2 separate regions of the Homo sapiens genome follow, and region 1 is linked to region 2. Evidence: chromatin loops called from intact Hi-C (ENCODE). Cell type or tissue: gastrocnemius medialis. All regions are shown on one strand. Links, peaks and the distances in the headings refer to the core of each region. The heading gives the core; the rest is flanking DNA.

Region 1 (5,362 bases), core at 283-5,282, 250 kb after region 2:
AAGGCTGGGGTGGAGGAGGTGGAGGTGTAGTGTGACCCCAGAGTCTCAGCTGTCATGCTGGGGCACAGAGGGAGGGGTATGGAGACAATCCATGAATTCCTGAGATGCTTGGCTGGTATTAGATTTTATGGGCAGCTGCTTATTCTTAGGGCTCTGCTTCTCCAAAGACACTGAGGAAGTCCAAAGGAAACACCAGCTGGCGAAGAGCCACCTCCAGGCCCATCTGTCCATCATCAGCCTCCAGGAATGCCAGTGTCCAGAGGGCACCAGGTCTGCGTCTGTCTCCCTGGGATGTGCCTTGTCCTTGGTGGGCATTTGGCAGTGATCATGCCTCCCTGTCTCCCTCAGAGATCCAACTGTCCCCATTGTGGGGCCCTACCTTCCAAGGCCGGTTTACACCTCCTGCCAAGCTCCGGGGCCTGCCCCCAGCCTGCCTCACTGACAAATGCCAGACCAAGGGGTCCCACGTCAGGCAAGAGGCCTCAGCCTGTGCTCTGACACCCCTCAGACGGGGGCCCTTGCCAGGCTCTGTGGAAGACAAGCGAGGACTGATAAGTCAGGATGAAGATAGCAGCCACTGGAAGGCTTGGAGAGCCAGGATTCCATCTCCTCTACAAGTAGCAAGCAAGGAGATAATGAGAAAATCCTCCCCCCGAGGGGGGGAGCAAAGAGTCTCTGGTGGTTGCCTCAGAGCTGGGCTTTCCCTTCCTTGAGGCTTTGCAGCGTGGAAGGGACTATCCGCTAGACTATGAGATTGAGTCTGTGTGTGTAAGTGTGTGTAAGTGACTGTGTGTGAGAGTGTGAGTGTGAGAGAGAGAGCGTGTATATGTAGGGGAAAGAACTGATCTCTTTGCACACCCAATGATCACGTCCACAAGTATCTAGTTAGGCTCATGTGCTTCCCCCTGCTCCCCGCCCCCTGACCTTGGACCCCCATTCAAGGGCATCCCTGTCTTCCTTGACTGACGGTTAACACTCCCAAGTGCATGGCGCTGGGCTGCCCCCATCTTGAGTTCTGAACAGCAAAGCCTAATCTCAGAGCTGCTGTGGGACTGTGACTCCCAAACCTGGTGGCAGGTGCTGCCTTCAGCCCCCACCTGAGTCAGGGACCGCCACACGGCCCCCTGCCCCAAGCCTTGGGTTACCCTGTAGATACTGCCCTGGCTTATGTGTTCACTGGCTCCTGTGCCCCAACCCAAAATGCCGCCACCATTGCCTTCCTCCAAGAGGACCCCCAGTATCTACTGCTGCTTCTCAGAGCCAGGAGCTCTGAGCAGGAGCAGTCAAGAGGGGTTGCCGGTCTGCCCTCCTCTGCTCTTGTGCTACACTACAGAGGGATAGGCAAAGGGAGCTAACAGCGTCGCTCAGAGACAAAGAACACAGAAGCAAGATGGTTTCCTTGGCCAGCAGGGAGCTCTGGCCCTGCCTTCTAGGCTCCCTGGGAGTCCTGCGCGTCAGGCACCCTCCTTCTCTTCCGCTGCAGGCATTGCTGACTTTGAGCACTCACCCTGGCTCTCTGATCCCAGGGCCACCCCTTCCCCTGGGTGCGCTCTCCCTCCCACACTCTGCTGGGCATCCTGTGTGAAAACATCATCCCTTAGGCTCTGCCCTGGGGCTCCTAAGGAACCTCACGGAAGATTCTGCTCCTTGCTCACAGCCTCCAAATGGCCAGGAAAAAGTTTCACCTCTCACAACAGTTTTGCAGGAGAGATGCCATTCTGTGGGACAAAATGCTGTGGGAGTATTTTAGGAATGTTCTACCAACAAACCAACTGCACAGGCAAGAAATGGTTTTCTCCAGCTCCAAGACCTCGCTTTCTCCTTAAACAAAAGCCCCAGGTTCTCTGCCTGGGATCAACCTACATCTGAAGTTCTGGGCTGCAGACGCTTACCTTGTTCAGTCCTCGTGGAGCTGGGCTGGCCTGTGCCTCGCCGTAGACTGCAGACTGTGAGGGGCAGAGCCGAGGGGAGGCTATGAAAACTGTGTCCAGCAGCAACTGGCTGGTAAAAATAGAACAGACCCACTGCCCCCTCCTGCTGCCCCTCCTCCCTCCCACCCTTCACACACACACACACACACACACACACACACACACACACACACACCTCACAGGGCAGATGCGTGCTGCAATGCACACAACAGGCACATAGGCGGAAAGCCATGTGAATTTGTGGCTCAGGAGCAGAGGCAAATTCTGTGCACATAGGTGCCACCAACTGAGTGAAACCAGCACCCACCTGGGGAGACTCGAGCTGCAGAAAGGGAAAGAATGAGCAGCCAGACCAGGTGTGGGGACTGAGCAGAGATGGGACTGGGAGGGGGAATGAGGGAGAGCAAAGGGCCACAGTGAAGGCCCAGAGGGGCAAGTAGCAGCTGGGGGAAGAGGACCATTGGGCTAACCCTGCATCTCTTATAAGGCAATATGGAAATGAGGCCCCTGAACCCATGCCCCAAAAGCCCAAGAGGGCTAAAGACTCAGCTTTCAGGGATTTTTCAGTGGCTCTGGTGCACGTGGGATACGAGGGTGCCTGGCTGTGGGGAGTGATGTGAGCAGTGTTGCAGGCTGACCCCAGTGAGTGTTTCCAGGGCTGAGCAGAATGGCAGTGGCAGCAGGGCACACCTTTATGCTCAGGGAGGTCTGAGGGTCTGCAGACACTCTGCATCCCCCTCCAGATGGGTTTCCTGGAATCTAGATTTCCCAGGTTCCAAAGGACACCCGAGTCTCATGCCTGGAACTCAGTGAGACTAATTCACCTCTCCTCTGCCCTAATCTTCATCTCCAGCCAGAAGCCAACAGATCCCAGGGGACTGGAGCCACAGGGGCTGCACCTGTTTACCGGGTATTTTTAGGATGGTTGATGAACACATAATACCCACCCTATAGTCAGAGAAAGACAATGCCTGCTATGTTAATCCTGTGGCTATTATAGTCTGTCATCTCATGGGTTGGGGCAGGACACTGACCCTCTCAGAGGCCAGAGAGAGGCCTCGCAAGCAGGAGGTTAGGGAGCCCCAGCCATGCTCCCCATTTGGAGAAGGAGAGAGTAATGGGCAGGGGTGTCCTAAGGAGACACACCCCAGTGCCCACAGAGGTAAAGGCCCTGCCCTCTCTACAACGACATTCTGCTGCCTAATAGAGGTTGCTCTAATTCTGTTCTGGTCGGGTCAACTTTGAGAAGCCTCTATGTGAGACGGCTGCCAGGGAGAAATGACAGGGTCTGGGGAGGCATAGGGGTTGGGGACATAGGATTCCAAGTGGAGAGGCTGTGATGGATAATGAAGGCAGGCTCCAGCCAAAAGGAGCAGCTAGAGGGGAGAAGGAATTTAGGGGCTTTGCAGATGAGCCTACTGGAGTTTATTGCCTTGGCTTATTATAATTTATACAATAACTTTCCATTTATTTATTTATTTATTTATATACTTTTGGAGACAGAGTCTCACTCTGTCACCCAGGCTGGAGTACAGGGGCTCTGTCACCCAGGCTGGAGTACAGTGGCTCACTGCAACCTCCACCTCCCGGGTTCAAGTGATTCTCCTGCCTCAGCCTCCTGAGTAGCTGGGACTACAGGCACGCCACCATGCCTGGCTATTTTTTATATTTTTAGTAGAGATGGGGTTTTACCATGTTGGTCAGGCTAGTCTCAAACTCTTGGCCTTGAGCAACGCACCTGCCTCGGCCTCCCAAAGTGCTGGGATTACAGACATGAGCTACCATGACCAGCCTATACAATAACTTTCTTAAAAGGCCTTGATATTCTCAAAAAATGAATTCTCTGCATGAATTATCCTGCTTTTTGAAAAGGAAAAACAAAAGAAGACAGTTCGACAAATAGAAGAACAAAGCAGGGTGAACAAAAGCCAAGAAAGTAGGTGGCCGGATGTCCGCAGCAAGACGTGGAGAACATAGTGCAGCCAGGGGCCCTCCCTGGGCAGGAGCCATGGAGAATCTCAGACTCGGAGTGATTCATCTTCACACTCTGTTGGACAGCATGGGACCAGGACCCCTCACCCCAGTGTCCCAATTCCATCCCCACCATCCCTGCACACCATGTGGAATCCAGCCTCCAGCTCACCCTCTCAGATCCACCCTGACCTTTGACCCCAGTTCACACACTGACTTCTTTAGCGTCTCTCTCCTGCAGTCTCTCAAAGGTGGCCTTCAAAAGCAAGAATGCAGTGCCCTGTTGTCCTTGCCCCTGACCCCCATCTTCCTTCATGTATGGAGTGGGTGCAGAGCAGGCCTCAATGATTCAGGCCGCCCACACCCAGCTGAGGGGCCGCCACTGGAGGTCTTAGCCCTGTGGCCCACTCACTGCCCCAGCCAAGTGCGCCTCTGCAGCCTTTCTCCTCCCCTCCTTGCCTACAGAAAAGGTCACCCCTTCTCAGTGCACATCTGCCCTGGGGCCAGGCTTCCTATTCTCCCTGCAGAGCAGGCACAGCTGTCCCAGAGCTGAGGTTCTGTCTGACTCAGATGCTTACTGGTCAGGGAGGACCCTTCCTAGACACAGAGCCAGAGAGAGTGCTCCTGGCCCTGGAGATCCCCAGGCAGCACCCTTTGCGCTAGGCTGAATAATGGTCCCCACAGGTGCCCGTGCCCTAATGCAAATGTGAATCTGTTACCTTATATGGCAAAGGGATTTTGCAGATGTGATTACATTAAGACACTTGAGATGGGGAGATTATCCTGGATTATCTTGGTGGGCCCCATCTAAACACAAGTGTCCTTCTCAGCTGAGTGAGGCTTGAGGAGCAAGGCTGAGAGAAGGAAATGCGATGAAGGAAGCAGATGTCAGAAAAGATGCTATGCTGCTGGCCTTGATCATGGAGGGAGGCCATGAGCCAAGGAATGCAGGCAGCCTCTAGAAGCCAAAAAAGGCCAGGGAACGGCTTCTCCCCTAGAGCCTGCAGGGGGAAGCAGGCCTCCCACCACCTTGCCTTGCAGCCCAGGGAGACTGACTTCAGACTTCTGCCCTCCAGAACTGTAAGATAATAAACTTGGGTTATTTGTGCTGACTTGCCACAGCAGCAATGAGAAACTAATACATTCTTCGGTGCCTTGATGGGCCCTGGACTTCATGGTTCCGGCTGTGCTTAGGACCAGTCAGGAAAACAGTGACCTGGGAGGGTCAGTGAAACAAACCAGCCCAGGTTTCACAGCAAGGCAGCCCTGAGGAAGAGTGGGCCACAATCCAGCCCCACCAGGGCCTGGCCTTCCAGAAAGCCAGCTCTGATCTTGCCGAGAGCATTGCAGGACGCCAGAGCAGGAAGACCGTCCAGTCCAATCCATGTGCCCGTGAGGAAATCGAGGCCCCTCGAGGAGAGGCCACAGGGTGAGGGGTTAGGTCTCCTAACTCCCAGCCC
Region 2 (5,211 bases), core at 212-5,211:
TTTTTTTAGAGATGGGGTCTCACTACGTTGCCCGAGCTGGTCTGAACTCCTGGGCTAAAGCGATTAGAGGGAGGGTTTTAGAATGCACACATTTGTGTAAAGAACTTAGATGAGGAGAGAGCACATGCTTAGAAAATTGCGGAAACTGCAAAGCTGTGTGTAGGTATAGAGGTGGGTTGGGGAGGAGGGTACAGGAGCAGGGAATATCAGGATCCAAAAAGATACTGTAAGGTTGAAATGAAGGCTGAATCTAAGTTTCCCACTTACACAAATATGAGAGGGACAGGTAAAAGTAACTGAGGATAGCTTAGTGAATAGTACGAGTGTAACGTGACTGACAAGAACAAACAAGCTAATTTGACCTCAGGCTGAATTAGAGGAACTTAAGACCTAAGAACTCATTTTCTCTAGAATAAGGGTAGTGGTGATCCACCCACTCTGCACCAGTAGCCTACAGCTGGGTGCTCTGTTCCATGTTACGGACACATGCTCCAAGGAACACAGACCAGAATGCATTTAGAGGACAGTGGCCAGTATGGTGTATGGTAAAGGCCTCAAACCCTGCCACATGAGGAACAGCTGTAGGAAATGGAACATTGTCCTGGGAAAGAAAAATCTTGGTGGTGATAGCAGTCTTTGGCTCTCTGAGGGGATGTCATGTGGAAGAGAAATGAGTTGCCCAGAGAAATTTCTTGCTATCAGTGAGGGTGTTCACACATTTTTTTTTTGGATGAGCACTTGCTGAAGCTATTTCAGAGGGAGATTAAATATCAGATGAAAAGTTTGATGAATGACTCTGAGTTCCCTTTTAACTCTGAGATCCTGTGAATCTGGCTATGTGACCTTGACTTGGTCACTGAACTTCTTGGAACCTTAGTTCTTCATCTTTAAAATAATAGGTAGACTAAGGATTCTTTAGTGCTGAACACAATCTACTGAATTGCTTCCCAGAGAAGCTAGGTGGTGTTACATATTCCCAATCTTCAGCTGTGACTCCTGCAGTTAAGGTGCTTTGGTCTTAAGCAACAGAAACTGACCGTTTAAGGAAAAAAAAAGAGTTTGTTGGAAAGAAGTGGGAAATTCATATAATCTATGAAACGACTGAAGAACAAGACTTGAAGAAGGCAGAAACCAGAGCTTCCTCCCCTGGCATGCCATGGGGGTGCATTGGCTGTGATGGATTTTTCCCTTATTCTCAGGTCACTATTCAGCATTCAAAGTCCAGATGACAGAATCAGTCCCTTGGACCTAAGTTGGCCTCAAGCCTGCTCCTTGGCAGGAAGGTCAGGACACCTTGATTATCAGCCCAATGTCATCCCCCAAGATGAAATCAAAAGCTATTACTAGAACAAGAGCCAAATAACATGTACCCTACAACCTCCACCCTTTTCTCTTCCATTTATGACAGCACATCAGACTCAAGAGAGTGAGCAGCATTATAATGGAAATAATCTTCAATCTATTTCAATTTACCTTTAAAAGTGAAAAATGCACTCATCTGGATGCTCAGTTTTTACCAGTAGTAGCCCACATGACATGTCATAACTGGGTGCTGAAATGCTGACAAGTCTGAGAACACGACTCCCCTAGGAGACAGACACGCTGACGGGCTTGAGCATTCACAAACAGATATCGGATGTCTGCTATGTGTCAAGCCCTGTGGTAGACACCGAGACTCATTAAGTCAGTGCAAAAAATGGAAAGGTTAAATATTTGCCCCGGGTAAACGCAAAGGGCAAGTGTATTGCATCAGGGTTGAACAGGGTGGCGCCGGCCAAAGAGGGATTCCTTTCAGGCCCGGGCCTCGCAGTCCAAACGTGGCCCGCCCTAGCCCCACCCCCTAGTGACCGCACACTCCAGCCGTCCAATCCCGTCACCACCCCGTCCAGTCTCCACCCCGGGAGGCTCCACTCCGGGTCCAGGCCGCCTGGGGCGTTTGCAGTCCTCTGTGGGAGGTGGCGTCCCGCAGAATGAGAACATTTCTGTGCCGGGCCAGCAGGTGTTACCTGAGTAAGATTGAGATTCTCTCACCAGGCGACAAGGCTTGTTGTGCCCGAGACAGGCACAGCTCAGATTCCCTCCCCGTGGTAATTAACCCGGGGAGAAATGTAACCAATCCCCGAGACTCGGGCCTCCAGCCAGCCGCCCGCTCGCTCCGTCCTTCCCCACCCGGGAGCCGAGCCTGGAAGGATTGCGGGGGGCGGTGCGGCAGGTGGAGGTGGGAGAGTTTGAAATGGATCCTGGCTGGGAGGACTTCCCAGGCCCCCTGCCGGACGGCGGGCTAAAAGCGTGAGGCGAAGGTCGTGGAAAGCCCGCTGGGACCCACCGCGGGGGTGCACTGGCCGCTGGGTCCCAGGCGCCGCGGCGATTTACCGCGCCTGGAGGTCACCGCTCCGCGTCCCAGGGAGGGGCAGGAGGCTGGGTCCTTCTGATCCCAGAAGACATAGCAGCACGGAGACACTAATCCGCTGTTTTTACACATAAACACTTCACACGAGAGAGATTACGTACCTCACATTGCAGTCATAGAGGGATCTGTGGGTGTTAGAGGCTTTCAGCTCCTGCTCTCGGGTGCATTGTGGGACAGAGCCTAGCAGGGAGGGAGCAGAGGCCGCGGCAGCCTCTCGGGTTCTAATCTCCCACCTGCCGCTCGCCCTAGATCATGACGTCACCCTGGACCTCAGTTTTCTCACCTGCGCAGTGGGTTAAGCTAAAACCTGCGCCTCTCTGCCTTTTGAGGATAAAACTGAGACTCCGAAGAGTGTTCGGAAAGAACACGTCAGGAGTGTGCAAGGGTTTCTTTGAATTGTGGATCTCACATCCCTGTCTGGCCTGCACGTTTACTCACCAAGGAATGCCAATTTCATTGTTTTTTGTTTGTTTGTTTGTTTTTTTAATGGTGATAATTGACTTGAAGGAAACCAAGCTAATTACTTGGCTGGATGAGTGTAGAGAGGCAGGGGATGACCAGGTGGAAGAGGGCTGCTGCTTTGCAAAGATTCTCTCAGGGAAAGAAGGAATGGAACTAAGGCCTGGAGTGTGATTTTTTTTTTTTTTTTTTTTTTTTTTTTGGTAAAGATTCCTGTATTCAGAACCGCTCTTAAGTCTGCCGAGTAGAGTAGGAGACTAGGAATCATTTTGAACCAAACCTCTCATTTAACAAATAATGAAACCGAGGCCCAGATAGGAGAAAGTGACTTACCCAAGGGCACGCAGCTGTTGGCCAGTTGGCTCTGGGATTTCTTTGAGGCTGATTGAAACTACCTTCCTTGACCTGGACTTTAATTTCATCTCGCCTAGGCTCCACTCCATGTGAAACCAGGTTTTAGGATTTGGGCTTTTCCCCCAAAGAATTCATGGAGTTGTTTCCTGCTTCCAAGGCATTTTGAATTCCTCTGGTTAAAGGTGTACTCTCTGTCACTATGTCTCTCAAACGAGGCAAGGCAGGAGGTTTCGGGGGTTAAGGAGTAAGTACTCACTGGTGTGGAATTTAGCAGAGGTGAGATTTTCATGGGCACTGTGTACTTTATCAGTTTACAACTTGCTGTTAATAGAGGCCATTAATCACAGCCAACTGCAGCTGGCTTAGCCTGGGACAGGGACAGTCCAGCCATGGTTAGGAGGGGCAGGCGCAGCAGGAGTAACCAGGGAAGGACCTCCTACAGTTACCCTTGAGGCCCGAAAATCAGTCCTAGGAAGAAGACAGTGGAATAAGTGCTCCCAACATGAAGACACTGGCACATATAAATGGTCTCACGGTCTCCGGCTGAGTCCTTCCAAATGACCCAACCTGTGTTAAATGCCTAACACAGTGTCTGACACACATTAGGTGCTTAATGAATACTCTGGAGTTTGAAAGTCCTTGCCCCAAACATCAAGATATCATTTTATTCCCACTTTACAAGCATGGAAACAGAGGAATAGAAAGGTTAAATTATTTCACCCAAGTTATAGAGCAAGGAAGGGGCAGAGCTGGGATTCAAACCCAGACCCTCTGGCTCCAGAGTCCATCCTCTGAGCCACCCAGCAGGGATGGGCCTGGGAAGAACTTACTAACAGTCTAGTTGTCAGCCTCAGACTCCGTCCACCCAAAATATCCTTCCTCCCTCCAGCTGGGTGTGTGCAGCTCTTGCTGGAGAAGGGGTGATCAAGATGACCTCTGGAGGCCCTTGAAGATTTACAATCCTCCAATCCCCCCCTGGAGAATTCCCCCCTCTCAGACTTCACTTGCTTCTCTTTCTGTACTGTCCAACAGGCCGGCCTGGGCCTCCTGACTGAGTTCAGCTGTCATTGTGGGACAGAAGAGGAGTGTGCAAACCCTGCAGGATTAGGGGTGCTGATGAGGCAGCCATCAGAAGACATCACTTGACAGGGCCTCTCTATTTCATGAGTCACAAGGGCTGAGCATGGAGCCCTCTTCCTGCTCCTCCAGAAGCCCTGGCCTCCCCGTGACCCAGCCCTTCTTGTTTCCACCTGATGCTTCTCTCACAGCTGCCATGATTTCATAATCTTTTGTCATAACCTTCCACATCATCCCTCCATCATCCGGTCTCAGCTCACACAGAGGGCTAGGAGGTGAAAAAGTCCACTTCCTGCTTCTCTGCTGGATGACCCCTTCTCCATGCCCAACTGAGAACTCTTCTTACAAATCTCCATAGAAGGGGGTTCTTCATGTTTCTTGTCAATGTTTCTCAGTGTTGACAACTTATAAGGCCGGGGTATTTGGTGAAATGGAATTTCTGGGGGCAGGCTTTCAGGGATTTGTTGGGGCATATATAAGGATTTAAAGTATTCAGATAATCTAGCTCAGGGGTCTGCAAACTTTTCCTGTAAAGGCCTAGACAGTGAATATTTTAGGCAGGTTATACAAGTTCTGTGGCAACGACTCAGTTCTGCTGTTGGAACACAAAAGCAGCCACAGGTGCTATGTAAATAAATGAGTGTGGCTTTTTCCAATAAATTGTTATTTACAAAACTAGGCTGTAGACCAGGTTAGGCTTGTGGGCCATAGTTTTGCTGGCCTCTGATAGAAGTGGTTTAAGGTTGGGGCCTGGGTGGGCACCCCAGGGGAGAGCAGTGGGTAATTTCTGTGTAATGCCATTGGCTGCCTAAGGTGCACCCTGGACCTGCACAAGGATGGGGTACCTCCCTCACCCATCCTACCAGAGGTCATCAGTGGACAGAGGGCGTTGGGGAGCACTACCCAAGGGT

The links. A loop is a pair of places that touch in the nucleus more often than their neighbours do. Peaks named below come from ENCODE experiments on the same cell type or tissue, not always from the same donor. Only the 100,000 strongest peaks of a DNase experiment are listed, where the experiment ranks them.
Region 1: it touches region 2 in a loop (4-fold over the local background); 1 of 110 quality-filtered maps calls a loop at or near these places.

What each region holds. Positions count from the first base shown.
Region 1 is chr1:201,419,781-201,425,142 of GRCh38, forward strand. It overlaps TNNI1 (troponin I1, slow skeletal type), which reads right to left and starts at 1,950. Exons shown (of 9, transcript NM_003281.4): 1 at 1,893-1,950. In gastrocnemius medialis, for the core only: no CTCF peak of the experiment used is centred there; a DNase peak (open chromatin) is centred at 2,831; H3K27ac peaks cover 5,000 bases.
Region 2 is chr1:201,168,979-201,174,189 of GRCh38, forward strand. It overlaps a transcript of TMEM9 not described here. Among named protein-coding and RNA genes, the nearest start is that of TMEM9, 17 kb to the left of the region's middle. RefSeq lists an enhancer at 2,270-2,429. In gastrocnemius medialis, for the core only: a CTCF peak has its summit at 2,270; DNase peaks (open chromatin) are centred at 1,873, 2,636, 3,583 and 4,393; H3K4me3 peaks cover 1,037 bases; H3K27ac peaks cover 4,617 bases.